Regions from separate parts of the Homo sapiens genome. Here region 1 is linked to region 2. Evidence: chromatin contacts called from ENCODE Hi-C or POLR2A ChIA-PET data. All regions are on one chromosome and are shown on one strand. The core of a region is the stretch at or near the end of the contact, and the rest is flanking DNA. Distances in the headings are between cores, read along the strand shown. Region 1 holds the start of ZIC4 (Zic family zinc finger 4). Region 2 holds the start of DIPK2A (divergent protein kinase domain 2A).

Evidence for each region. Hi-C counts contacts between places; a loop is a spot of excess contacts on that map. ChIA-PET counts read pairs that join two places held with the same protein, here RNA polymerase II (POLR2A).
Region 1: a loop to region 2 is called in a map of ascending aorta, with 6 times the contacts of the local background. The contact joins the promoter of ZIC4 here to the promoter of DIPK2A in region 2. A Hi-C loop is called at or near these places in 1 of 168 maps with a recorded cell type or tissue (ascending aorta). POLR2A ChIA-PET finds 5 or more read pairs at or near these places in 1 of 52 experiments (WTC11).

The regions. Positions count from the first base shown.
Region 1 is chr3:147,401,705-147,407,963 of GRCh38, forward strand. It overlaps ZIC4 (Zic family zinc finger 4), which reads right to left and starts at 4,839. Exons shown (of 5, transcript NM_032153.6): 1 at 4,659-4,839; 2 at 1,024-1,108. The coding sequence starts at 1,093. RefSeq lists an enhancer at 5,655-6,259.
Region 2 is chr3:143,967,934-143,974,069 of GRCh38, forward strand. It overlaps DIPK2A (divergent protein kinase domain 2A), which reads left to right and starts at 3,890. Exons shown (of 3, transcript NM_173552.5): 1 at 3,890-5,056. The coding sequence starts at 4,400. RefSeq lists enhancers at 3,196-3,776, 3,256-3,365, 3,636-3,725, 3,777-4,357, 5,366-5,625 and silencers at 3,456-3,505, 3,836-4,485, 4,976-5,215.

The DNA of each region.
Region 1 (6,259 bases), core at 3,589-6,088, 3.4 Mb after region 2:
TTAGGATTTTGGCAATAAAAGAGGATATTCTTCTCCTCTGCTATGGAAATTTGAGTTTTAAACATCATTAATGGAACTGAGTATGGAAGAAAATATACTTGGATATGCTTTAATTTCCAAGCAAGGATTCTACAAAACATCCTGTGACAAAAGCTTAGGAAACATTGCTTTTGGGTCTTCCAAAACAGTATTAAAGAATCAAAACAACTGAATTTACATAACAACTCATACCTCTCTTGAGACTTTTGCCATTAAATCATCCCCAGATAATATAGAGAGCCATTTCCTGGGTTGTCTATTTGACTTTGGTTAGGAAGGTTCCTTTGTCTACCAATGAGGGAACATCTTTGGAGGCAACCATCAGCTAGTGATATAGTTGAAATGAGGAAAACTAGACGCCTGGAAGGGAAAATACCACCCTAAATCATATGCTTATTCTAAATGGAATATTAAATTAAATTCTTCACAATGAAGGTATTCCTGACAGAGCAGCTGTCAGTCACTCCCTGTTCAGACACCACATTGTGGGAACCTCGTCACTACCACATTGCAGAAGGCTGGTATCCCTGGTAAAGATGATGTATATCATGTAAACCCCATCATCCAGATCAAAGTCTGCTTCTTTCATGGAAGCCAATACATGTCAAACCTCATTCCAATCAAATTGTCTGGAAATGAATTCAAGATGAATATGTCACAGAATAACGTGACAGTGGAATTGCAGAAGGTCAGGGGTGGTTGTTTCAATGAGAGAATCGTCAAATATTAATTCTGGAACGTCCAGATGAGTAGGCATTGAGGGGGATTAGCTGGCTGCTGGTGGGACGTTGTGTCATTGATTTGTGTGCAAATGTATTGAACACTAAGGAGTTCTAAGTTTCATTTGAACTCAAGAAACTCCCCCCAAACTCTCAACCCAACATAAACAAAAGACAAAACAAAACTTCCTACTTAAAAAAAAAAAAGAAGAAGAAGAAGAAAAGAAACCAGCAAACCAATATTCAAAGGAGGATTTTAACTTACTTGACTCTTTAAGAGTGTTTCGGTAAAGCCGTAATCGTTTCCTCATCACCAAGGATGTCTTGTATCTCATTTTCTGACTTTGAGCCTGTTTGGGAAGAAAAGAGTGACAGTCACTAGTTAAACAATTTTACACGTCTGTGTGGCAACATCCTGTGGTTTGAATGTATGAATGAAAGAAGGAGTTGATCTGAAGATCTTTCGGTCTTTCTTTGACCATTTTCAAATTTTGAAGCTAAAGAAAAGGATTTTGCCGGGAACAGCCCATATTGCAAAATGATATATCTTTGGTGATAAAAACATTGAAAAATTATAATTTCCCAGCTAGGCTTTTATTTGAAACTCCTTTGTTGTTTTTTGCAAGCAGAAGTAATCTCTCTTTTAGTCAGTGCTCAAAAATCTGTAGCTTCCCAAATTTGAATTAATTGCGTAAGAAACCTTATTATTTTTCAGAAGTTTATTAACTGAAATTTAGTGAGGTGTGGTGGGGAGAGCCTACTGAACTCTGAGAGGTTAGCAGCTAAAATTTGATTTATAACTGTTGGAACCAAGAGGAGAGGAATTTCTTTGCAGGTTTTCAAATCCTGTTCTGCCTGTGGTGGTGCAGAATTCCTTAGCCTCACATTTCCCATACCCCAGACCCATTTGGGATTCATCACCGGTTGACTTTTTAAAGTTAATATAAAATTTGTCAGGTTAAAAAGGTATAATTTTAATCGTTTGGTTCAAATCATCCACATTTCATAGTTGAGAAGGGTAGAAATAACACCTCCCATAAGATATACACATTACTCATCAGATTCACTTTGTGACTAAAGTTACCAAGCCATTGGCCGCCTTAAATACTTAAAGCCATCCTGAGGACCTCTGCATCTGTCAGGCAAGGCTGAGGCAGTTGAGCAGCCAGACAGAAGCATCTATCCGGCCCCCACCCTCAATTTGGCCTAGAAAGAAAAACAGTCATTGAAAAGGTCTCAGGCTGGACAAACACAGCAAGTCCTCTGTCAATGGGGATGTCTGCCCACAGAACAAGCAGTTGTTTAACTTGTTGAACCACAGGCCAAATCCAAGTGGGACTCTGTTATCTTAAACGGTATCCAGTTCTCTATGCACAAAGATCTCTCTCTCTCTCTCTCCCCCTCAACGTCCAACCAGAATTCCAACTGGCTTGGCGGCTTTTACCCTTCCATCTCCCCTCTTTTCTAGGTCCAGGCCTAGGAGGCAGGGGGGTAGACTCACCTTTTCCCAGAGGGTATTATTATTTTCAATTCTTTCTAACCAAAAGGCATTCTTCCCCAAAGGTAATAAGCTCCTTCCAGCACAAATCAGGAAAGAAAGGAGGCCTAACTTTGCATTCCTACAGAAGGGCGGCATGCTGGGCGTCCTCGCTCTGAAATTTCCTCATGGCAGGATGTCTGGCATGGAAAAGTCCTGGTTGGTTGGCAATAATAGAATTTACTCTTTTGCTTCTGGGGGAAATGGGTGTGAGGTTCCCTAGAGATCCCTGTCCACCCATAAGGCAGCCCCAACCCAACTTCTAAGAGGTCTGGATCACTTCTCTCCCAGGTCCTGTCAGCCTTTTGTGCACTACAGACCCATAGACATGCAAACAAATATTGCAGAGATTGGACTAGGGCAGGCAACAGGGACCTTAGGAGGCTCTCTGTAGCGTTTCCATCACACAGCCTACACAGGGAACTAGGGTAAACATCTCCTTTAGTTCAAACTCTGACACCACTTAGCAAACAAGCCAGTCATCTTGCTGAAAGAGAGGTGAGAGAATTTGGGAGCAATCCTGGGGCCCGTGGACCTGAGGTCCCAAACAACCACGGAATGTAGAAACTCAGTTTCGTTTTCCCCAAATGCTTGCTCCCCACATCAACCACGGCCTCCTAATTACCAGTCCATAGCACATCCTGGAGACTTTTTGGAATCTGCCCTCCTGGCCCCACCTTGAGAAGAGGAACGGGTGCCAGGGAGCTCCAGTGATTGATAGTGCCGGAGGAGAGCCAAGAAGGTGGGACAGTGGGTAGGTGCAAAAAGCACCATTTTTATTTGGGGGAGCCTCGGAAGCTGCAAATTGTGGGGCCGACCTAGCCGGCGCAGGACTACCCAAGGTCAGAGGTCAGCTGCAGCTAGAGACTTCAGTTCCCGAGCTGCTCCTTACTGACTAGCCGGCAGGCGCGGGAAAGGCATGCCCACCTCTCCGCTGCAACTTGTCCCTGGCGGGCGCAGAGCAAAAACCCTGAAAGCTGGCAGGGAGCTCTGAGCCAGAGAGGAAACTGGCCCCGGCCTTTGCCCGCTGCCTGATTTACTCATCTGCACCCTGCACCTTTCTGGCTCCCCTCCATTCGACCCTCAAGCGCCAGGAGTTTGCTGAGGCTGGGTTGTGCAGGGGCCTTTACTCATTCTCCTGTTCTCTAGAGGGAGAAGCTTGGGTTTCCCAGCTCGGGGCTGAAGTAAGTGTGGGCAGCATCCGGGTGCCCAGAATAGAGTTTGTATCAGTAGATCAGGCTGGGCATTTAGCCCTCCCTTTGAATCACCCCTCCCCCAACCTGCAGGCGGCTGAGACAGGAGAAAAAAGAGCAGCATGCAGTGGTGTGGGTCGCTGCGAGGACAATACTGTCGGAAAGCGGGGAAAACATGACCTTGGAATCCAAAGGGAGTTTCCTGAAGACGGTGACGGCCGAAGTGCAACCCTCCAAAAGCCCCTCCGCTTTCCTAAGACTTTGACATGGGCCATTCATCAACCCCAACTTTCAGATCCAACCTTTGAGCCAGTCCTAGCTTTCTTTCACAGCTCAGCTCTATTCCCTCCTCATTGGCCCCTAATTTCCAATGCCCCTGGGTCTAGGCTAGGGGCCAGAATCCTAGGAGCTGCGGCCTGCTCCCCAGAGAGCTAGTTGCTGCTCTTGTTCGCATTGGAGATAAAGAAAGCCAAGTCCCGAACCCACTGCTGGCCGCGCGCAGAGAGCAGATCCCAGCAGTCAGCTTCCTGAGGCAGGACCAGGGTGAGGGAGGGCAAGGAGCCGCCCTGAGGTGGACTCAGGCGGCATCTGCCGTCAGGTTGGGGCGGAGAAGTTCCATCGTCTTGCTGCCATCTGGGCTAACTTGGCGCTTTGACCCTGGAGAGGGGAAGCAGAGACTCTCCTAGCCACCCCCTTGGGGGCAGAGCAGAGATACCTCCTGTAAAGGCCCCCTCCCGGCACCCGCCTTGCTCATTTTTCGCGAGGGAAGCTCTGGGCCACGACTTCCATTCTTGTGCCCACGGTGGGGCACCCAGGCAATTCACAAGGAGAGAAGGGAAGGCAGGCAGGCAACAAACTGCTCCTGGTTCCTGTGCCAGTGGGAGCCCCATTTGTACCCCTTTTCCCTCCTCCTGGGAAGAAGGGATGGACTCATCCTCTGCGTTGCCCCTTTGCGGAAGGGCCCCCTCCTCCCCTTAGTGTCAGTGGGGTGGGGCCTTTATCCACGGTTGGGGGAGGGGGGTAGGATGAAGGAGGAGATGGGGCAGAAAGACTGGCTGGGCCTCTTCCCCCACTGGGGTTTGGGTGCCAGTGGTCCCCTTGAGGGTACTTGCTACCCGGTCGCTGGAGGTACAGTTCTCATCTGTCTGCCCCCTGGACTCACGCACTTACCCCACTCCACCTGTTGCCAGGATCGCCTCATTTCTGCACATCATTTCGGGGTGGCTGAGAGGGGACCACAAACCCCTCCAAGCCTCTCTTTTGTGGTTCCAGCGAGGCGGTCATCCTTCACTTCTCCTTTTCCAGCTTTCAGGAAGCAGTTAGGGAATGTATGATGAAGCAGAAATGAGCCGTCAGGATGATATTTTAATGGCTTATATGTCACGTTGGTGCATGTGGCTTTGAACTGGAGCCGTTCGCGTTTCCTGCAGAGAGCGCCGCAAATCCCACTTGATAACTTCTACAACCCACAACTTTTTTTTTTCTCACATTCACTCTTACCCTGTATATTTGGATGTGTTTCCTAAAAATACCCTCTTGTCAACGTCCCCGTTGGATTTTCCACGGACTGGAGAGGAGAAGACTGACTTTTCTTTTTTGAAGAATTATTTTCCCTCTCCCCCTCCCAACAGCTACCCTTCCCCCCTTAGGTCCCCTCCCTTGTTGTGTGTGTGTGTGTGCGCCCGCGTGTGTTTCCTGAAAGGCGGGCGAGGTGGGTTCAATATCTGTTCTCCCTAGTGAGAGGAATACAGCCTCTAGAGAAAACTTCTCCATACAGATGAGGTTTTCTAAACTCCAGGGGAAGCAGGATCCAACTTCCCCTTGTAGGTAAAAAGACTTAGTGCCTCCGATATATCTTTTTTTTTTCCAACCAAGTGTACAATAATTTTTAAAGATACCTCGGCCCTTTCTTTACCTCCACTCCTCATTCCATTCCACTCAAAGTTGGTGGGAAATGCTGGGCTGCTAGACTCAGACTTGTTGATGGGAACAGAACAATTAATTTTTTTTCCGAATTTATATTTCCCGGCACAAGCACAAATGCTCAGCCAGGTCCCTTCAGGCACCGGGAAATCATCCCGGATACCCAAGCCGACTTTTGAGCAAGCACAGCCCATGGAAAGGGCAGTCCCGCCGGCCAGCCCCAAGCGAGAATCTAGTTGGTGAGAAGACCAGAAAACCAGAAAGGCGAGGAGCGGCGGACGCTGACCCTGCCTTCCTCCAGCCCGTGCAGTCAGCGCTGGCGTCAGGGCAAAAAATATATTCATTTTCATTTTCCTCTCGCTGGGGCACGGTGAGTTTCCTAACCGGGCCGCCTATGAAAGGATGAGTTGAGGTTTCTTTGTTTGGAAAAAGAGTTTAGGGCTTTGATTCAGCTGCAAAGAAGCCAAATGAAGTTAGAAACAAAGGGTAAATTGAAGGATTCCGACTCTTGGCTTTTTGTGTTTTCCTTACTAGAAAATAATTAGACCTAATGAATATGCAGACGCTTCAGCTAAAGCCTCGGCCAGGACTGCTGGGTTTTAAACAGAGCTGCGGAGAAATGCAACCTTCGTCCCCACAACCCCCCGCATCCGCGTGCATTTTTTGAAATGCATAAATGTTGCTCGGCTTAATTGATTGAGTCACAGGGATTTTTTTTTCCTGCTTTTAAGTACCATACTCCCCTACCTTTCAACAATCATTTTAATATATAGTCAATGGCTCTTTGTGGAAGGGACAAAAAGAAACTACGCGCAGTTGTTGAATAGACTTTGCGCTAGGCAAAGACA
Region 2 (6,136 bases), core at 2,640-5,139:
CACTGTTCTGGGTTCTTTAGTATACAGGAAATTATCTTTTTGGACTTTACAAAACGAATACCTCTTATCCACCCTGAATCTTACTATAGTGCACTGTCTCAGGACATGACTGCCAGAGCACTGAATATAGTCAATATGATAAAATAATTCTAATACCCAAGTAAAAAAATCATTTTCCAGGATGGGCTTCCAATGCTTTGCTTCTAAATCCAACTAACTTGGAAAACCTAATTGGTATGTCATTCAGAATATTCTGATGATAGATCACTATCGGTAAATGATTCTAGTCAAAAGGAATAAAAAGAAATGAATGAAATTGCTATATAAACATTCTTTTTATTTTTAAACATAAATGAAGATGTTTTGGCCCTTACATCTCTAAAAGCGAAGAAGAGAGAAAACTGATGTTAGACTTCGTCTGATTCTAGCAATAAATAATATTTGTTCATGGAAACCTAATTTTAAAAAAATGCCCAAGCTAATTAAGAAATACATTTCAATAAAATGTTACTTTTTATATTTATTCAAATTGGGATATTTGTTATTTTGATCAGCTGAACACTAATTATAGTTGTAATCATACAAAAAATTCCTATGTTAGCATTTAGGAGATTATGATCACAGGATATACACAAAATTTAAATACAGTTGTCTGTTGGTATATACCTGGGATTGGTTCCAGGACCCCCGGTATACCAAAATCCTCTCATACACAAGTTCTGCAGCTAGTCCTGCAGAACCTGCTTACAGTAAAAGTCAGCTGTCCTTGGGTTTCATATACAGCATATACTATATTTTTGATCCTCATTTGGTTGAAAAAAATCTATGTATGAGTACAATTCAAACCTGTGTTGTTCAAGGGACAACGGTATACACATATTTTTTGCTGCAGGAAAGGATAACCAATAAGGCTTATGCCTAAAACCGTACTATATAGAATTCTTGTTAGTCAGGGTTTCTCAACAGCACACTATTGAGATGTTGAGTGGGTTAATTTCTTGTTGTTGGGGGTTGTCTTTTGCAATGTAGGATATTTTGCAGCATCCTTGGCATGTTCCCACTAGACAACAGTAGTACCCCACTCCCTAGTTTATGAAATCAAAAATGTCTCCAGACATTGCCAACTGGCCCCTGGGAGGCAACAGTCCCTTGCTGAGAACCACTGCAGTAGAGAATAGAATAGTAATACAATGTAAAACTTTGACTATCAAAATGGATGTTAGTATCAAACTACTATGGTATTTAATTCCATCTGATAATATTTAAAACAGTGATAGTTACTGTAAAATGACATTTTACAATGCACTGGAAATTACATTATTTGCCATTACTTAAAATAATGGTCAAGAACTTTAAATGATCCACTGGTTGAAAGCATCCTGTAGTTTATAGGAAAGGTGAGTAATGCACATTAACCTTCACTTAGAGTTTTTTTTTTTGGAAACGGAGTTTTTGCTCTGTCGCCAAGGCTGGAGTGCAGTGGCGCCATCTCGGCTCACTGCAGCCTCCGCTTCCTGGGTTCAAGCAATTCTCCAGCCTCAGCCTCCCGAGTAGGTGGGACTACAGGCGTGCGCCGCCATGCCTGGCTAATTTTTGTATTTTTAGTAGAGACAGGGTTTCACCGTGTTGGCCAGGATGGTCTTGATCTCCTGACCTCGTGATCCGCCTGCCTCGGCCTCCCAAAGTGCTGGGATTACGGGGGTGAGCCACCGTGCCTGGCCCCAATTAAGAGATATTTTGCAAACCTTAATATGGCACTTTGGAACACTATATGTTTATCTTGTATAGTTCTAAGACTTTTTTCCTTTTGATGAATGTATTAAGTTCTTGAAAACTATCTCTCCTGATAAACATCTAGAAAATTTAACTGAAAAGATCAGAGCTTTTAAACAAATGTAAACTACTTAGATGCAGAGCAAATGTTTTTCAAAATTCAAATTGTGTAGACTAGTAACCGTGTTTTATTTCCATGTTTCAAATGATGCCTATACAATTCCAAGCATCTGGAGGCTGAGAATAGTTTAAGAACTCCAAAGACCTATTCGATACAAAGAAGCAGTACAGGTACCTCCTTAATCCTGTTACTAGTTACCTAAATAGTCTCACTATGCCCCGGTTCTCTCAGCTTAATCAGTTTAATGGCAACTTATGTAGTACTTTTATTGTTTTAAACCAATTCTAAATAGATTGTCTACTATTAATCGAACAAATTTATGAGGCATATAGAAAAGATGTCAGAAAGAAGAAATTTGTAGTTAAGTAATAACTTGCTTTGTTTACAATTCAGCAGCAGCAGCAGCCTCACAGCTGAACTACAGCACAGGTCTCCAGAACCATCACACCAAACTCCTTTTCCTAAGAAAATCTCACTTGAGCTTTTAACTCTATATTATATGGAGTTTGGGGATATTTGAAAGCAAGTTAAATAAAATTCCCACCAAAGGCGGCATAAGGCACTAGGCAGAAGTAGCCAAACTTAAGTACAGTAAGTCAATTTCTAGAAAGCTTTGAATATTATTTCAATTTGTCTGTCCGTATTCAATGCAAATCGTTACAAAATCACGTCTATTTTGAATTTATTAAATTTCTCAAAGTTTTTTTTTCAAAATCTGAGTTCTTATAAGAATTTGTAACAAATACCTGTTACAATTAAACAATACTGAAAGTATTGTTACTTTTGATAACCTGGTATAGATGTTTCTTATTAACCCGCTGTAGAGTTGATCTACACATGCCAGTTACCATGGTCTTCTAAAAGCACTGTTCAAGCCCTAAAATTAACTCAGTTAAGACTCAGTTGTTTAATAACGTATCAGGAACCACCTGTCCCTCAGACTAAAAATCACTTCTCATTTTAACTACTCTAGCACTAAAAGTGAATAGCATAATAATGTATCTACTAGCGCTACTGCTAAACAGTCCGGGTCCCCTGAAACTTATCCCTAAACACAGTGCTTTCGTGCGGCATCTGCGCCTTACTTTTGCAGTCTGGGGTGACTGAGTCAACGTGACCGTGCGGAGCACCAAGCAGCCCCGGGTCCCCATGGCTACCGCCAGGGCAACGCTTCGCGGCCCGCTCCTCAGGGACCCTCAGGGGCGGCACCGGGAAATCAGCTTTGCGGAGAGGAACCGCAGGGCTCCGGGGACGGGCTAGGGCAGCCGGCGGGCAGCAGAGGCAAGCCTGGCAAACTCTTCCCGGCTTCTTCGCGGCGCTTGGGGCAGACGTCCTGGCGACACCAGGCCGCGTCGGTTCCCCTTCATCCTATTTTCCCTTTAACACGGTGGCTTGAGAACTTTATTTTGTGCTCACTCAAGAAAATTTTAAATGATTTTACAGATACAACCCCAAAGATGAAGCTCCAACAAACCCGCCACTACTCGAGCCTTTCTCACCGTCTTCCTCACAGGCCCCACCCCCTACCGCGAGGAGCACGAGCTGAGGGGAACACAAGCCCCCGTCGGGCACTCCCCGGCCTCGCCCCACCCCCCAGGCGCGCACCCAACCCATATAAGGCGAGGGGAGGCAATCGCGCCAGCTCTGCCTCCGCCTCGCGCGCCGTCCAGAGGGAAGGATTTGCAATAGACTTCCTCAGTTCATTTCTTCTTATTCCCTCCTCCCTTAAAGGGCCGTTTCCACAATAGTGAAAGGAACGCACCAGTAAACCACAATAATCATAAAAGATGACTGTAATTAAGACTCTTTCTGAAACCAGAAACCGCGAGTTCATGCCCCCACCTCAAGAGCCCGAGCTTCCCCCTCTCTGAACCGCCCCCACACCCGCTCCCGCGAGCTCCCGCTTACGCTTTCCGGGCGGCGCGCGACGCGCTCGCTCCGCCCCTCTGGCCCCGCCCCCGGCTCCCCTTCTTGGTCTCAGGAGAGCCAGCGCGCACAAGCAAGGGTGTGCGGCTCTGAGACGTGCGTTGCTGCTTGTGGGTGTGAGACATCCTAGCTCCTCTTCCCCTTCCGTGAGTCCCTCCTTTCCTCGCAGACCCCACTTGTCGTGGCTGGCTGCCGCCGCAGCTCTTGTGCGAAGCCAGCAGTGCGCGTGCGCGCGGGCACGGGCGCGCGACCGTCGGGTCCCCGCGCTCCCTCCCCCTCCCGCTCCTCTATAACTTGGCTGGCGTGGAGGAGGCGCCGCCGGAGTCGGAGGGCGGGGAGCTAGGAGGAGGGAGCTCGAGAGTTGTGGAGACTAGTGACTGGGAGAAGTCGCAGCCCGCTCAGGCCCGCGCCTTCCCGCTCCCCGTCTTCCTCTCTCACACACCTACTCCGCCCTCCGCCCCAGCCCGCGCGCTAGCTCCTTCTCTCGCCCGGGGTTCCTGCCGGTAGCTCTCCGGGTCTTGGCGCGGCGGGGGCGCCCCGGGGGTGCCCTCGCCCTCCCGTTGCGGGCGGGCGGGCGGTATGTGGCGCCTGGTGCCCCCGAAGCTGGGCCGCCTGTCCCGCTCGCTGAAGCTGGCGGCGCTGGGCAGCCTGTTGGTGCTGATGGTGCTGCACTCGCCGTCGCTGCTCGCCTCTTGGCAGCGCAACGAACTGACCGACCGGCGCTTCCTGCAGCTCAATAAGTGCCCGGCGTGCTTCGGCACGAGCTGGTGCCGCCGCTTCCTCAACGGGCAGGTGGTATTCGAGGCGTGGGGCCGCTTGCGCCTGCTGGACTTCCTCAACGTGAAGAACGTGTACTTCGCGCAGTACGGCGAGCCCCGCGAGGGCGGCCGCCGCCGAGTGGTGCTCAAGCGCCTCGGCTCGCAGCGCGAGCTGGCGCAGCTCGACCAGAGCATCTGCAAGCGGGCCACCGGCCGGCCCCGCTGCGACCTGCTGCAGGCCATGCCCCGGACCGAGTTCGCGCGCCTCAACGGCGACGTGCGTCTGCTCACGCCCGAGGCGGTGGAGGGCTGGTCGGACCTGGTGCACTGCCCCTCGCAGCGCCTTCTCGACCGCCTGGTGCGCCGCTACGCGGAGACCAAGGACTCGGGCAGCTTCCTGCTTCGCAACCTCAAGGACTCGGAGCGCATGCAGCTGCTGCTGACCCTGGCCTTCAACCCCGAGCCGCTGGTGCTACAGGTAGGCGCGGAGCCAGGGCAGGGGGCGTCCTGGGAGGGGCCGCGCGTGGGAATCAGAGTCGGGAGAAGTGGCTCAGCCAGCGCTTGCCGCCAGTTCGGACTCGGCCGGGCTGGGCCAGGCTGCAGGCGTGGGAAGGGGCGTCTCCGGGGGAGCCCCGGGGCTGTGCAGGGAGGCCGAGGGCGACCCCGCTGATGGAGAGTCTGCTCTTGTTACCTAGATTCGGGCGCATTTCGGATTTGACTGTGGATCTTTCAACGCCAGAGGGAGTGCGTCTCTTAACACTCCCCAAAATGTCTCTACTGCGAGTTTCCTTCCGCTCTCTACCCTGCCTTTCTGCTTTTATCTGCCGGGGCTTGCAGGTCCGCGGCGCAGACTGTTCACGAGCCCTTGGACCTTTCCTAGTTCTTCTGAAGTGTTCTACACCGCGTTCGCTCTTCCTTTTCTGGCGCTGGTGGCTGGCCTAACTTCGGTCTCAGAGTCTTTGTTTTCGCTCATTTACCTGGCAGTCATTTGGACACCTAATTCGAGGACAAGTTGGGGAGGATGAAGTCGGAGAACGGGACAGTGGTCGGGGTGGGTTTAATCTGTGAGCCGAGCTTTGGGTGGGATTAGAATCAGAAACAGGAAAAGTAAGGCAGCGTTGGACTTGGGGCTGGGAGGGCTTAAGGCCAGACAGACGTTTTCATCCTGATCCTGTGACCTGCCCTATTCATCTGGTAATCTAGTTGAAGGGAGATGAAATATTAGGCCAGGGCGAGTATCAGGGAAGGAGATTCTTGCCTTTCGCCAGTTGCGTTGTTTGCTCTCGTCTGACTGTTTTGAAAAGTAATGTGCCTTTTAGGGGAATAGGATGGAATCTTTACTGGTGACATCAAAAAGAGAACAAAAAACAAAAACACTGTTTACTTTCGGAGTATTTGCTTGTTTCTGCACATTCCCACCCAGCTTCAGTGCGGTGTCCTTGAACAGTGATTACAACTGTGGGGTTGTGGTTTCTCCTTCTGTCTGCAGGAAAAGTTACCGTGCTCCTTTCCATGACAAGAGAAAAAAATGACTTAAAAGTTCACAAGTAATTTTGGT